Regions from separate parts of the Homo sapiens genome. Here region 1 is linked to region 2. A link is a loop called in an ENCODE intact Hi-C map of the cell type or tissue named here. Cell type or tissue: ascending aorta. All regions are shown on one strand. Each heading gives the region's core, and the rest is flanking DNA. Links, peaks and the distances in the headings are about the cores only. Region 1 has its middle 28 kb from the start of MIR4668. Region 2 overlaps SUSD1 (sushi domain containing 1).

Region 1 (5,380 bases), core at 316-5,315, 90 kb before region 2:
CACGAGGTCAGGAGATCGAGACCATCCCGGCTAACACGGTGAAACCCTGTCTCTACTAAAAATACAAAAAAAAACAAAAATTAGCCAGGCGTGGTGGCGGGCGCCTGTAGTCCCAGCTACTTGGGAGGCTGAGGCAGGAGAATGGCGTGAACCCGGGAGGCGGAGCTTGCAGTGAGCCGAGATCGTGCCACTGCACTCCAGCCTGGGTGACAGAGCCAGACTCTGTCTCAAAAAAAAAAAAAATAAATAAAAAATAAATAAATAAATACACATGCCTTTTGACCTAACAGTTCTACTTCTAGGAATTCATTCTACAGATGTACATGTAGCAAACTGAACTTTAATCTTTTTCTTTCAGGGAATATCCATTAAAGATGGCTCTAATGAGGAAGTAGCATTCTTTGGAATTCTCTGCAGCCCACGATATGAGATGTCTCCTGCTGTAGTCAATGACTGAGCACGGTGGCTCACGCCTGTAATCCAGCATTTTGGGAGGCCGAGGTGCGTGGATCACTTAAAGCCAGGAGTTCAAGACCAGCCTGGCCAACAGGGTGAAACCCTGTCTCTACTAAAAATATAAAAATTAGCTGGATGTGGTGGCATATGCCTGTAATCCCAGCTACCTGGGAGGCTGAGTCAGGAAAATCACTTGAACCTGGTAGGTAGAGGTTGCAGTGAGCTGAGATTGTGCCACTGCACTCCAGCCTGAGCAACAGAGTGAGACTCAGTCTTAACAAAAAAAAAAAAAAGGAAGGAAGGAAGAAAAAGAAAGAAAGAAAGAGAGAAAGGAAGGAAGGAAGGAAAGAAGAAAAGAAAGGAAGAAAGGAAGAAAAAAGAAAGAAAGAAAGAAAGAAGAAAGAAAGAAAGAAAGAAAGAAAAGAAAGAAAGAAAGAAAGAAAGAAAATGATGTAGGTAGGTGATATCTCCCCAGTCAAACCTTCCCCTGATTTCTCCAATAAAACGACACAAATACCACCTCACTATATCCCTTACAGATTGCAGTTGAAGAACTCAAGCTATTCACCAACTGTTCTGCTTTCTGATGAATGAGTATGAGAGGATTATGACTGTGTAATATGAGATATTGGGCAAGAAGTGATTAAAAAGCAGTATCTCAAGTTACTCTTGCTGCAGAAGCATGTAACACTGTTGCCCAGGAAATACCAGAGCATTGTGCACATGGAGGAGTCATTTTCAGTTCCGATCTCAAGCAGGAAGGAACTCCTCCAGACAGAGGGGCTTTAAACCTCCTTTTCTTGGCCACCACATATATGAATACAGTCACTAGAGGAGAAAAATCCCAGCAGATTACATGCTCACAGCCCTCGGGTTGGAGATTCAGAGCATTCAGCCTCACTCAGCTATTCTCAGACTCAGCATCCAAACACTGCAGCTTCAGCTTGTGCAGAAAGATGATGCTGAGTAATAAGATCCTATAGAAACAGGCAGACATCCCAGTGCAGGGCATCCTGTGTGAGACCAGGAGACATGGGCTGCCCACAAACAATTAGACCCAACCTGCCCCACTGGTTTAGGGTAATCACTGGCATCATCTGAAGAGGAGCAGGAGTTGGAGATCAGAACCCACTGTGGGTTTTTTGTTTTTTTTTTTTGCTTTTTGAGACAGAATGTCACTCTTGTCGCTCAGGCTGGAGTGCAGTGTCACAATCTTGGCTCACTGTAACCTCTGCTTCCTGGGTTCAAGTGATTCTCCCACCTCAGCCTTCTAAGTAACTGGGATTACAGGCTCCTGCCATCATGCCAGGCTAATTTTTGTATTTTTAGTAGAAACGGGGTTTCACCATGTTGGCCAGGCTGGTCTCCAACTCCTTACCTCAGGTGATCCGCCCGCCTCAGCCTCCCAAAGTGCTGGGATTACAGACGTAAGCCACTGCTCCCGGCCTCACTGTGGGTTTTTTTTAACTAGTGTGTAGTACAGCCCTTTTTCAGTCACTTTCAGCATTTCATTATGATGTCTTTACAAAGTTTTGAGGTTGGTGAATTCCAAGACAATGTTAGAATCTTCTAGAAAAATAAAGATAAGTACCGCCTTTTACCAATTTCTTACCATTGTTTGTGCCACACATTACAACAGCTCTTCATTTAAGGTGGGGGAGGATACGATATTGAGTTGAAACATCATGGCAGTTTCTGTTTTATGTTGGACAAGCCTTCTGTGCATTGTCTTGTCTGTAGTGCCAATTTTTATGGTTCGATGGTGTATTTACAGACATGACAATAATGGTGGTGGTGGGATGGAACAGAATAATGTTGGGTTCTGGAGTGCCTGGATAGCAGGGAAATAATTCAGACAGAAAAATAGCAAGGCCAAAAATAAATTGTGCACTTGAGAGGCTGAAAGAGAATGAGATATGAATCCCTGACTGTAATTGTAGTTGTGTTCACTGTGAGGACAGGTGTTTGCCCTCTGATAATAAGTAGACTTTAATCCTAGGTGTGAGTGCTAGCCACTGTCAACAGGGGTGGCTCCAGATAAATCCAAAGTAATTGCCCAAGACACAACATCAGCCCACAACCAAATTCTCACACTGGAGAGTTACATGACTGGTGGATACAGCTCATTAGGTAATAGTCAAGGCACTGGTTCTTCCCAGTCAACAAACATCCTCTAAATGCTTCAGGAGCCAGCAAGGCAAGCTGTTCCAGCCATGGAGAGGTGTGGCTCTGGTGTGCGGTGACACACTGTGAACACCCAAGCTATGCAGTGCTGATTAGTTGGGTAATGGATGAATGAGTCAAAGATCACGCTTCCCAGTTTGTCAGCTGCTTGGTAGCTCCCAGGGACTGGCTCCAGTCTGTCACTGGCTCCATGCAAGCAAGCAATCCTGGGGCTGATTGTGAGCCACAGAGTCACTGTCAAGACCGGAGTTTCAGTGTAGTAGGTGGAGAGGAAGGATAAAGAACCATCTGACTCGCAACCTTCAGTCTAGAGAGGAGGATTCGGTCAGAGGCTACGTTTTCCTGAGCATCTTCCTTTTCTTCAGGGCATTGTGAATATGTGATGACAGCCCAAGGCAAGAAGCAAAGCAAGAGTCTGATCCCATGCACTAGGTATCCCAAGGCTAGAGGGGGAGGTCTTCAGCCTGAGTCATCAGCTCAGGCAATGTATGAAGTCTTGCCTATAAGACATGACCACCACTGTTGAGACTTGTCACATTGCCAATCAAAAGTTCTGGGATGGGGGGTTGGCAGGTGGCGAGCTTTCCTTCCAATCCCCAGTGTTCCAGGAAGAACAAAGGAATCATATACTCTCAGCTTTAAATCCTGGCTAAATTTCTCAATAATTGAATGACTACAGACAAAGAATTAATATGTGAGTCTCAATTTCTTATCTGTAAATATAATATCCACATTGTAGGGCTGTTCTGAATATTACATTAAATTAGATACATAAAGCTCCCAACACAGTAGCTAGTACAAGTAGAAGCTCCATAAATGACAATTTCTATCTCTGGGACTAGTGAATCTCAGAGTTAGAAAAATGTAAAAAGTCATCCAAGAAAACCTTCCTTCAATTAGCCGGGCATGGTGGCACGTGTCTGTAGTCCCAGCTACTCAGGAGGCTGAGGCAAGAGAATGGCTTGAACCTGGGAGACAGAGGTTGCAGTGAGCCAAGATTGCGTCACTGCACTCCAGCCTGTGCGACAGAGTGAGACTCTGTCTCAAAAAAAACAAACAAACAAGCAAACAAAAAAAACAAACAAAAAAAAAAAAATACAAACCCCAAACCAAACCAAACAAAAAACCCTCCTTCAGAATTTCTGTTGTCAGAATTTCCTATGCCACCTCTAAGACATGGGCCATTCAGCCTCTGTTTTGAATCCATCGAAGGCAAGAGGGATCTTCTTCAGCAGTTCTGAGGGTCTTGCCGAAATTGAGCTGAAACATAATTCTCAGGGGCTTCTACTATTTGAAATAGTGATACCTTGCCATATGCAGGACAAGTGCTTTCAGTTGTACAGACTGCACATTGCTCAGCTGTGGGCGTCTGCTGCTTTTCACGTAGACTACTGTGTAAACAGTGTCCCTGGAGTTGGGCAGTGTGATGGCCCTATCAATGTGATAATCATTCAAATATTTGGGGTCAACCTCACACTCATTTGAGTCTTCTCCAATGAAAACACTCATAATTCCTCTGTCAAGCCTCATCTGGCAAGTTTTGGTTTTCCATCACTCTAGTGACTCTTCTTTGAATGCTCAACTGTGTGACACCTGGATCTGGGCACAATGCATTAATCATCTTCTGGCCAGTTTGGAATAGTGAGATTCACTTTTCACACCTCATGCTGCTATGTTCTCCTACCTCCACCCCACCCTGCATTTTATAATTTGCTTTGTTACTTTAGTTCTCATTTAATCCAAGAACAGGACTTTACATTGGCAAAGATTACTCAAGACTCACAGGACCAAGGGCAGAGTTTTTTTTTTTTTTTTCCAGTCTTAGAAAATTCCCTCCAACTTGACATTGATTCTTTTTTCTTTATTTCTTTTCTTTTCTTTTTGTTTGTTTGTTTTTAAAATTTTCATTGCGCTAGCATGCAGCTAAGATGTCTCTATCTTGACCCCAATTTTATTACGGGAGACTCTGTTTAGTTTTTTGGTCAAGTTATTTATTTCTTCAGCCAACATTCATTGAGCACCTGCTGTGTCTTGGCACTGTACCAGATACTTGCCGTAGATGCCGTGTTGTGGCGGTAAGTGTTTTAACAGCTGACTACCCAGAAGAAAAAAAAACCCTAGTTTGTTTGTAATGTTTGCTGATTTCCATGGCATAACTACTTCCTACCATGGCAGATTTCAAACTACCAAGGTGATGTCATTGAACACAGAGTTGGAAAGAGATGTATATGCATAAACAGCTCTTGTGAGCCAGCATGAGGCGACCCCAGCACACCACTGATAATTTACAGATGAGCCACATAATTCTGCCTTAGGAAAGCTCCATGAGGTTCTTATAATCTGGTGATGCACAGAGTCCATCTCTCCTCTAAATCTACCATGGAGAAACCATGTCAAAGGAGGAAATAACATTTGTCTGACATGATTTGTTCTCAGAGCACCTGTACTGTTTCATAATTGCAAAGGATTCTTTTACGTGCTTGGGAACCATTCCTTTCATATTTCATTTGAAATTATTTTCAGGCCGGGCACGGTGGCTCATGCCTGTCATACCATCACTTTGGGAGGCTGAGGTGGCTGGATCACCTGATGTCAGGAGTTCGAGGCCAGCCTGGCCAACATGGCAAAACCCCTTCTGTACTAAATATACAAAAATTAGCCAGGCGTGGTGGTGGACGCCTGTAATCCCAGCTACTTGGGTGGCTGAGGCAGGAGAATCGCTTGAACCTGGGAGACAGAG
Region 2 (5,380 bases), core at 60-5,059:
AGACTCTTTCTTGCTTCCTGTGTCATCACATGATCTCTTTGTATATACCTGCTGGCTTTTCCACTTCTCTACCATTGTTCTGGTGAGCATGTAGCCCTCACCAGAAGCAGGCCAGATGCAGTACTATGCTCTTGAACTTCCCAGCCTACAGACTCATGAGCTAAATAAACCTCTTTTCTTAATAAGTTACCCAGCCTCCAGTATTCTGTTATAGCAACACAAAACAGACTAAGACACTTGCAGTTATAGGACTAGGGTCCCCATTTTCTTACTGGCTGCAGCCAGGCCTTGCTCAGCTCCTTCTGTTAAGCTGCACTCCTTGCCATGTGGACCCCTCCATCTTCAAGCTGCAGGAGAATTTCCCTATGTCAAATCCATCTCATTCTTTGAAGCTCCAACTTCCCCTATCTCTGACCTCTAGATCCAGATTTAAAGGGCTCCTGTGATTAGGTCAAGCCTATCTGGATAATCTCCCTATTCGGGAGCTTAAGTACATCTCCAAAATCCCTTCACAGCAATACCTAGAACAGTCTTTGAATGAATAACTGAGAGAAGGTAGATGTATACCAAAGACAAGGAATTTGGGAACCATATTAGAATTCTTCCCATCACAACTATAAAGGTTTAAAATGATTGTGTGCATGTATATATGTACATATATACACATATATGTACATATACAGTAAATACATATGTATACATACACACTAGGTTTATATCCTGATGTAAGTCTTCTCTGGCTTATTTGATAAGTATTGCACCTCCTATGCTTCATTTCCCATAAAACTAACTGCTGCTTCCTCAGTAATCATTCAGCCCAATTCAGTGCATTCTGATTGAACACCTAATGCATGCCAGGCTCTGTTCCTCCTCTTCAAATGCCCTTCAAGGGTGTAAAATCTAGTAGTAGAAGACAGACAAAACAAGTGCACACCCATTGCTCTAAAATATAGCAGAATAGCCAAAGAAGGGCAGATCCTGCCCTGTTGAGAAAATTTAAAAAGCTTCAGGGAAGAAAGGGCATTTGATTTTAATCTTGAAAAACAGGTGGGATAAGCAGAGATTCACAGGTGGGTGATCAGGAAATCCAGATGGAAGTCGTCAAGTAATTATATGAGCAAGGACATTAAGAGGAGAAAGCATGGGCCATAGCCAGAAAACAGCTGGAACATTGGTTTGAATGGAGAAGAATAAAAGATGTAATTAGAAGGGTATGTTTGTGTCAAATAGAGGACTTGGAAGCCAAACTGAAAAATAATGGAGGACCACAGAAGCAGAGGAAACAAAATCAGTTCTGAGTTTAGAAACAAGTCAGGTGGTGGTGTGTAGGCTGGAATGACGAGGGAAATTCTGAACTCTTGTGATGGGAGATGAGGAAGGAGGATTTGCCCGTCATCCCTGCTACAGGTAGGAAGGCCTATGCTCAGGGAGTGAACACAGAAATGAAAATCAGAGAGGCGTGCCCAAGGTGCTAAATGTGGGCTGAAAGAGAAAAAGGAGTAGTCCCGAATAACTCAGAGGTTTCATGCTTACGACTGGAGAATGTTCCCCGATTACAGCTTATTATCATCTCACATATATCAAATGACCTTGCTTTGTGACTCAAGAAATCACAGACTCATAATACTCTGTGGCTGGAAAGCATCTCAGAGATCCCAGAGAGAGGGCGACTGAGAACTGGCCAAGTTAAATACTATTTCAAAGACACTTGGCTGATTAGTAGCAGAAGACTCAGGCAAGTAAGCCCAGGCCTCTGCATCTTCCATCAAACCGACTGCTGGTTTCCTGATCATCTTTACAAAGCTCTTCTAGGGGCAATATGCAAAAGGTAAATAGCATAATTTGTCACTGGGCAAAGGCCAGAATGGGGCTGAGCCTTGGCACGAGTGAACTGGCACGATTTCAGGACTAATTTAGATCTCGGTTCTCTGCAAATTACTTTCTGAAATGGCAGTCTCCAAACTTTTTTGAAAAAGTAGACTGCCCAAGATGGGTGCACAACACAGGTAAATGTTATACATAAAAAAGTATTGCTAGAATTGCCTTCAGAATTTCCACAGAACAGTGTTTTTCCTATTATCTTCCAGAGATTTCCAGTGGTTTAATTTCAAAGGCTCAAACTCTCCTTCAATATTGGTTCTCAAGCTGAGGGGAAACCAGAGCACTGCCAAAGCCACTTAGATATTTTCAAAGCAAAATCCTCCCTGTTAATTTAATCATAGCAGAATGACTGCAGCCAGCTCTTTGGCGATTTCTTCTACCCAGTTTGAATGTCTTCCAATCATAGCAAACAGCTGCTGAGTAGAGTGGATTCTGGAAGCTATTATTTTTGTGTCTGGAAGCTTTGTCATCTTAATTATTCTGATAAAAGCATCTCTTTTCCTCGTGAGAACGCCATGCCCAATCCTAGAGCTTCAGGGGATGGACTGGCAAAAAAAAATTTATGAATGTTGGAATGTGTGGCCTTTATTAAAGTCCTACAAGTAAAGGGACTTGGCCCATCTGCACACAGAAACAGGACAGCACCCATCTTTGTCAAGAGGGGCCCTCACTGCCTGGTCATCAGCAATCCAAGATGGCTGACAGTCAGGTAACCCGCCTTGCACCCTGCTGAAAAGCCAAGTCCTCTACCCTTGTTGCAGTTGGTTTGAGCAGAGGTAAAAAGATGAAAATAAGATCAGGAGAGAAGCAGACAAATGGAGGAAGCCTAATTCCCCAGGCCCCTCCCAGATATTTCCTGCACAGTATTCTCTACTGACAGGATAAAAAATTCCCCATTAAAAAGTGCTATCCAGTGGAATCCTTAGGGAAGCAAGTTTATGCTGGCACTTCCTCACCATGCCAGTTGATTGTTTTATGCTGCTCTGAGGCGGGGAGAGGAGGTAAAGGGTTAAACTGATACTGTGGGCTAAGGGCAGAACTTGACAGCCTGTTGCTAGGACCCACAAACCACACGGAAAAGGTCCAGATTCCAAGGTCATAAACTCAACAAGATTTCTGGTATTAGCTACAAACTAATGGAATTCCTGGGAATCAAATCCACTGGCTGGCTGCCTGTTGGTTTTAAAGAAATGTACTGTACTGCCAGGGAAATCCCGAGCCTGGAAAACAAAGACCTGTGATTGCTCAAACCCTAAGGCAATTTCCCCGCCTGGATAACTCTTCCAAGGCAAAGGTTTAAGCTATACAGCGCTCAGCAGAAATGTTCCCACTGCATCTCTAAGGAAAGGCTTTGGAGGAAATGGACAAGGGGTCCCATCAGGCAGACCCAAACTGACCACCCAAGTGACCCATTCTGCTGCCAGGGCAGGGGATGCTTGCTTGTCCTGCCCAGCAAGAGGTGATCACTGCTACAGGGCCCCCTGACCACTGTACATTGCTTTATCTTTTCCTCCTTTCTAAATGAGCGTATTTATTGTGCTATTCAGTTTTCCCTCTCATATTATGTATTATGGTTTGAGATTGGTTAAATTTGCCATTTAGTCATAGATTACTTAAATAGAGCACAAGAAACACATCTGGACTTGACCAAGAGGAAGATGCTATCCCCAGGATTCCTGGTCTTGGAGCTGGATGCAGTAACGGACCCAGCTTTCAGTTGTCTTCCACTAGGGTTCCATGTGGGATCATGCATAGGATAGTTCCATTTTGTTAAGGGAAGAAGTTTTTCTTTTCTTTTTTTTTTTTTTTTTTTTTTTTTGTTGTTGTTGTTGTTGAGATGGAGTTTTGCCTTTGTTGCCCAGGCTGGAGTACAATGGCGCGATCTCGGCTCACCGCAACCTTTGCCTCCCGGGTTCAAGTGATTCTCCTGCCTCAGCCTCCCGAGTAGCTGAGATTACAGGCATGTGCCACCATGCCTGGCTAATTTTGTATTTTTAGTAGAGACAGGGTTTCTCCATGTTGGTCAGGCTGGTCTCGAACTCCCAACCTCAGGTGATTCACCTGCCTCGGCCTCCCAAAGTGCTGGGATTACAGTTTTTCTTAATATTATATGTGTATGTGCACAAGCTACACAGCCGAATGGTAGTGGACTGTTGTAGCTCTTGTATTGGCTTTTCGGCATCTTTTCCTGTGCCCCATTTCTTGATAGGGATTTTGTCTCCCTTTCATTGCAAACCTAGTGGACCTATTGTTCACACTGCTCTGCCTCCAACCAGCCATGAGGAGACATAAAACCCAAGGGAGGCCAATCATCCTAGCCCATCTCCTAGTAACAGTGATTCATCCAATGGGCAGTCACTTAACCTAGCAGGAAAGAATCTTTCCCCGAATTGAAAAGCTATGTTTTCCCAGTGAAATCGGTAAGCTGCGGGAGCTTGCCATCACTCCCTCTCACATGTCCTACAGTAGAAGAAAACGAAGCCAAGTGACTCTTAGAAACAGAGAACTGAAACAAGAGAAAAATAGAAAGTCCCACTCACGGTGTTGAGTCCCCAGTCCCAGTTCCTGGAGCCTTCTTGGTGGGGTAGCTCTTTGTATAATTCCATAAGCTCCCATCCACTCACCCTCCTCCCATTTTTTTTCAGCTATGAAGCTCTTTGCTTAAAGTAGTATGAATTGGGTTCTGGTCACCAGTGACAATTATATAAACAGATCTCATCAATATGAACTTGATGCTGCAGAAAAGAAATAAGGACAGCATTCATAGGCAGAAAATAATTTTACCTTTCACCTGAGCCCAAACTGCACAGGAGTGTCTTCTCACCTATAAAGGAAAACATAGCAATGCATTTAGCTAGGTGGCACACAGTGTCAGTTTAAATATAGTTTGGAGGCTGAAGCCCTCTGAGTTTCAGCTTTTTCAATCTCTTAATCTGAACTAGACCTTTAAAGTCCAATCTAGCTCTAATATCTTGTGATATCACTAAGTGTTCAAGGGACCGGCGTGGGTTGCATGGACAGAAGTGACCCTACAGATCACTTCTATAGGTTTCCAACAGGTCTTGGAAAGCATATATGATAGGCCAACAACAGGAGTGACAAAAAGGACCATTCCCCTGACCAGCTCTGAGCAACTGGCATGGACCGCCTAGAGAATTATGCTGAAAAGGATTCTGAGGTCACACGTTCAGAAGGTTCAGCAAGAAGTAGTGATGCATGTTAGAGGCAAAGCTATGAGAAGTCCCAGTATATAATACTTCATCTATCTAGATGTCACTTAGCAACGTCAGTTACCCAAAATGTGTCCATGAACCGGGAAGAAAGCAACAGGAACATATATGAAAGCTCATCCATAGTAGAAGAAATCTATAGATTCAGTGGAATGAATATCTCTTCCCCCCTGTCATTATGATATGCTTATTTACCTGTTACAAATGCTGGGGACTTGCTCTATATAAGACTTGAAAATATTCCCCAGAGGAAGCTGCACGGTGAGGGT

Evidence for each region. Peaks named below come from ENCODE experiments on the same cell type or tissue, not always from the same donor. Only the 100,000 strongest peaks of a DNase experiment are listed, where the experiment ranks them.
Region 1: it touches region 2 in a loop (1.9-fold over the local background); 9 of 110 quality-filtered maps call a loop at or near these places.

What each region holds. Positions count from the first base shown.
Region 1 is chr9:111,957,081-111,962,460 of GRCh38, forward strand. No RefSeq gene overlaps it. Among named protein-coding and RNA genes, the nearest start is that of MIR4668, 28 kb to the left of the region's middle. In ascending aorta, for the core only: no CTCF peak of the experiment used is centred there; DNase peaks (open chromatin) are centred at 1,271 and 2,741; H3K4me3 peaks cover 514 bases.
Region 2 is chr9:112,047,734-112,053,113 of GRCh38, forward strand. SUSD1 (sushi domain containing 1) reads right to left here. Exons shown (of 17, transcript NM_022486.5): 15 at 4,666-4,705. Among named protein-coding and RNA genes, the nearest start is that of LINC02977, 10 kb to the left of the region's middle. In ascending aorta, for the core only: no CTCF peak of the experiment used is centred there; a DNase peak (open chromatin) is centred at 3,058; H3K27ac peaks cover 404 bases.